2 separate regions of the Homo sapiens genome follow, and region 2 is linked to region 1. Evidence: read pairs that join two places in POLR2A ChIA-PET (ENCODE). Cell type or tissue: HepG2. All regions are shown on one strand.

Region 1 (2,500 bases):
ACTCTCATAAGACTTTCTGCTTCGTATGAAAAGCATGATGTAAATTCCACAGAACTTGGGGGTGGGGGTGGGGGCAGGGGCCACATAAAAACTCCATAATCTCTAGAATTCCTATTTTCCTACTTACAGGTCTTACTGGTCATGTCTGGTGTAGGGTGGTTGCTCTTGAGGGGCTTTTAGAAATACACAGCTAAGGGCACAGCAGGGGAGCCCTGATTTTTAACAAATCCAGAATTGTATTTAAAAAAAAATACACAGGTAAATAAACAAGCTGGGGCTGGCCCAGGTGTACTGATTTGTGTACTTTTATAGGATAATATATAACAAATTGATTACTGGCCAATCCAAGAGGGGTTTTTGTTTATGTTTTGGGGCCTTTGTTTTTAGAGATGGCTTCTTGTTGCCCAGGCTAGCCTCAGACTCCTGGACTCAAGCGATCCTCCTCCCAAGTAGCTGGGACCACAGGCCTGTGCCACCACACCTGGCAATCCAAGAGTTTTTTGACCTATCTTCTTAATTTCTGTAAAAGCAATCAGTAACAGATACTGTTGGTGAACGAATACGCAGCACAGCTGTGATGGAAAAAGAATAGTGGAGGGGGAATGAGGAGAACCAGTGCTCAGGAGCCCCAGAGATGCTAAATGGGCACTTTACAGCCAACAGCGCTGCTCAGGTGCTTCTGCCTCCCAGAAGTGTCTCTCTCACACACACACACACACACCTGGCCACCCCCAAATCAGAATATGGATCAGAGGGGGTGCCAAGCAAGGGGAGGATTAGGCTGGATCCTGGCGCTGAAGCATAACATTGAGAAGCCAAAGGCTGCCATTCTCCCCTGCTCCTCTCTCCCTCCCTTTCTCAGGTGTGGTGGCCTCATCCATCTTCATTTCTGCCTCCAAAACAAGGCTCCCTTCCTGCTGGCGAGCCCCCTGCTGACTCTCCCTTGGGTTCCCCTCTGTGCGCTGCCCTGAGCCGGAGCTTCCATGTCTAATGCAACGCAGGTGAGCCCGTCCGCCAGGTACTTCTTGGGTGTTTAGGTGCCTGTTGAAAATGGGTCCTCAATTGGCCGGGCGCGGTGGCTCACGCCTGTAATCCCAGCACTTTGGGAGGCCAAGGCGGGCAGATCACGAGGTCAGGAGATCGAGACCATCCTGGCTAACACGGTGAAACCCCGTCTCTACTAAAAATACAAAAAATTAGCCGGGCGTGGTGGCGGGCGCCTGTAGTCCCAGCTACTCTGGAGGCTGAGGCAGGAGAACGGCGTGAACCCGGGAGGCGGAGCTTGCAGTGAGCCGAGATGGCACCACTACACTCCAGCCTGGGCGACAGAGTGAGACTCCGTCTCAAAAAAAAAAAAAAGAAAAAAGAAAATGGGTCCTCAATCAAAGAGTGACCCCCAGAGTGAGCGCCATGCCTGAGGCTTAGAGCAGGGTCACCTCCTCCTTTCAAACAGGAATCCATGCTGAGGCTGGAGCCTCTTTAGACCCACGTGGCCCCACAGCCCACAGAACCAAGGCTGACCCCAAGGCTTGAGCTAAAGCAAACAGTCACGTATATCACGTGTTGCTATCAGATGACTTGTGAGAAGCTGCCTTGTTTCCAGTGCTATCAGAGCCCAGGTGATTCTCTAGCAAATGCTTTGCCGGGAAACCTGGAGGTTTCTTCTTTCGGGATTGCTTCTTTGTGAGTTTCAAACAGAGTAAAATAAAAAGTCTGCCACAGAAAATTGACATCATAATTAAAGGCCCAGAGGTCGGCGTGAGACTGGCATGAGGGGCAGAGGAAGGACATGGGGCCCACCCGGAGTCTCCGACCACCCCCAGGCTCAAGAGTTCCCTCTAAGGACTCACGGAAGTGAGTAAAGCTGTCGGACACACGGCTACAATTATGAGAGTGAACGGACACTGATGAAAATCAGCAACAGGACAAGATGCACAAGGCAGGGCCATCCAGGAGATAGCGGGCTCTGCTCAGAGCTGCCAGCCGTCCTCTCCCCGTGGAGCCCTGCGGCGCGCTGGCTTCTCCTGGTGACGGTGTGCACCAGCTCGCATGGAGTATCGCCAACCAGGGAAGCTCGCCCGAGCCTTGGCGTCCACGGTTTTACTGGTTAATCATGTGTACATGGTGGCCTCAGTGTCCAGCCCCTCCAGAGGTGGGGCCATCCTGTGTGGCCCAAGACCCCCAGCATAAATCACGTTTGCCTAGACTGTCCAGCAGGGCCCAAGGCCCCCAGCTAAACAAAGCCACTCTCACCAGGCACAGCATGCCAAGGGCCTCTCGGCTACTGCAAAGCTGGAGAAAAGGCCAGACTTCTCTTTGGACAAGGTTGAACCTTTACTGAACAGCTGTCCTCCCCACAAGAGGAACTAGAGCACAGAGGGGCTCATCTGCTGGGCCAAGGTAGCTAAGGGCAATGTGAGGGTCTCACAGTCAACCCAGGACCTCCCTAACTCAAAGCTCTTCCCTAACTCAAAGCTCTTCCCGCTACACAGCAAGAAGA
Region 2 (2,500 bases), 1.5 Mb before region 1:
GGGCCAGACTGCCAGAGTTGTTTTGCTCTTTTCTGTGCCTTGGTTTCTCTCCTGCCAAGTGGCTGTAACAATACCTATCTCACAGACCTGTTGTGAGGATAAATGTTGTGGTTTTGGCCAGGGACCTTGCAAAGTGCTTTTGTTAACCTGACCTGTATGGTCTGTGTTTCTCATGGTGAATGTTGTATTTCTCAAATGGCTCAAGTCCTTCAACTCAGGTCCCCGAGTTCAGAGGAGATGCTGCTGGAGGGGTGGCAAGGTGGGGTCTCCCCTCATGCCCTTGGCTCTGTCCATACTGACGTTGTCAAGTGTGACCTGTTTGTTATTGCCTAAAAACACTTAACGAGTTCAAAGCAAAGGGAACATACTTTTTAATTATTTCTCTGCTTGTCTCCAGCAATGCTGTTGTCAAGGAAACCAAAACCTTTGGAAAGCTTTTCAGCTTCTCGGTCGGAAGAGGATACTTGTACAGTGCGTATATTGTCGGTGGAAATGGACCTGTCGTTCTGTAACAAAATCTGTTTCTTTTAAAAGGGCTTACTTCCTTCACTTCTTACAAATGGACTCTTTTTGGCCTTTTAACAGAAGATGGAAAGTTGTTACTGGTATTTTCTCTTTTAAAGAATTGCCTGCATTCTTGACATAGTATTTCATTCATTCAACATCTGTTGTGAGACTTGGGTGCTAGGGATGGGAGTGTGATACAGAGATGAATATAGCCTTTCTGGAAAGGCTCCTGGCTCATTGAAAGAAACAGGTGGACAGATCATTATAGCGCAGCATCATGACTGCTCTGAAGGGTGTTGGGTAAGGTGCTCTGGGGCATAAAGAACAGCCTGGGAGGGGCAGTGTCAGCAAGTCACAGGAGTCCTAGAGGATGGGTAGCCATTGCTCAGCAGCAAAGCGATAGAAAAGCATTCCAGGCCAAGGGAACAGAGTGTGCAAAGGCAGGGAGGTGTACAAGAGCATGCTGCCATCAGCAAACTGCAAGGTAGCTGGACGAGGCTGGGCATTGGATGCATAAGGCATGAGGAGCAAGACAGGCTGGAGAAAACTTTTTTTGTTTTTGAGACGGAGTCTTGCTCTGTCGCCTAGGCTGGAGTGCAGTGGTGTGGTCTTGGCTCACTGCAACCTCTGCCTCGCAGGCTCAAGCAATTCTCCTGCCTCAGCCTCCTGAGTAGCTGGGATTACAGGTGTGCACCACCACACCTGGCTAATTTTTGTATTTTTGGTAGAGACAGAGTTTCACCATGTTGGCCAGGCTATCTCCAACTCCTTACCTCAAGTGATCCACCCGCCTTGGCCTCCCAAAGTGCTGGGATTACAGGCATGAACCACCACACCCGGCCTGGAGAAGACTTCTGATCAGGAGTGGGGAGTGTGAAGAGGTTGCAATACATGCTCTTCGAAGTGCATTCCATTTCCGCCTGACAGAGCCTTGCTTCTTGACATGCAGAGGCATGTCACTCCTTTTGTTCTTGCTTCAGAGGGAAGGGACACTGCTAACACGCTGGAGTTTAATAATTTACTTTTGCTGCAGGAGTATGGCCTTCCTTGTAATGTTTCAGCCAGCATTCCAGTAAAATTTTATGATAGTTAAGCCCTATCGGAGCATTGGTTTTATATGAAAAAGATAAATCATTGTTAGAAAAACAGGAGTCTTAACTTTTAAACACCCCTTGTTATTTTTCTTGTAAAACTTTAAAAAATAATTTCAGATTTATGGAAGAGTTATAAAAATAATACAGAGAGTTCCTATGTACCCTTCACCCAACTTCTTCGAATGGTAACATCTTGCATAACCTGGTGCATTTATCAAACTAAGAAATTAACATTGGTACAACTCTGTTAATTAAACTATGGACTTTATTTGCATTTCACCAGGTTTTCCACTAATGTCCTTTTTCCGTTTCAGGATCCAATCTAGGATGCCATATTGCATTTAGAGAGCTCTTGCTATTTAATAAGTAATTTGTTTTTTTGGGGGGTGGACTGGGCAGTAAGGAATGGACTGGAGCTTGTCCTGGCCACTAATTTTGAGTTCCCTGTTCTGAGCAAACCCTGCACATCCTGGCTGATGTCCCATATCAGGAGACCAGAGCCTTGAAGCTACAGTTAAGCTCGTACTGGATGTCTTTTGGTTTTCAAGACTTGCTTCCTAGTTCAATCATGAACAAGACAAGCAGAAGATTTGCACCTTAATGAGGCTTAAAGAGCACTCACTTATAAAGTGCCATTAGTGACTTGTCCTTAATGGTAGCTGTTTAGTGATAACAGGTTTCTCATTCCTTTTTTCTTTTTTTTTTCTTCCTTTTTTCCTCCTTCTGGATTTAACCCAGCCAGCCTTTTGGGCTAATGTTGACATTAGCTAGAATTCGAATTTAGACTGCTTACCACATTGATGTTTTTACACAACCTTCCTGTGGTTTATCGGATAATTGAGTGTGTCTTGAGGCAGTAACTGAGTTGAAATGTGTTGCATTTAATGAGTGAAACTAGA

The links. ChIA-PET counts read pairs that join two places held together with the same protein. Peaks named below come from ENCODE experiments on the same cell type or tissue, not always from the same donor. Only the 100,000 strongest peaks of a DNase experiment are listed, where the experiment ranks them.
Region 2: POLR2A ChIA-PET joins it to region 1 with 6 read pairs; 1 of 35 experiments calls an interaction of 5 or more read pairs at or near these places.

What each region holds. Positions count from the first base shown.
Region 1 is chr14:101,931,340-101,933,839 of GRCh38, forward strand. No RefSeq gene overlaps it. Among named protein-coding and RNA genes, the nearest start is that of DYNC1H1, 32 kb to the right of the region's middle. In HepG2, no CTCF peak of the experiment used is centred here; a DNase peak (open chromatin) is centred at 1,562.
Region 2 is chr14:100,396,789-100,399,288 of GRCh38, forward strand. All of the region lies in intron 2 of WDR25 (WD repeat domain 25), which reads left to right. Among named protein-coding and RNA genes, the nearest start is that of WDR25, 22 kb to the left of the region's middle. RefSeq lists enhancers at 776-1,975, 1,304-1,598. In HepG2, no CTCF peak of the experiment used is centred here; a DNase peak (open chromatin) is centred at 1,483.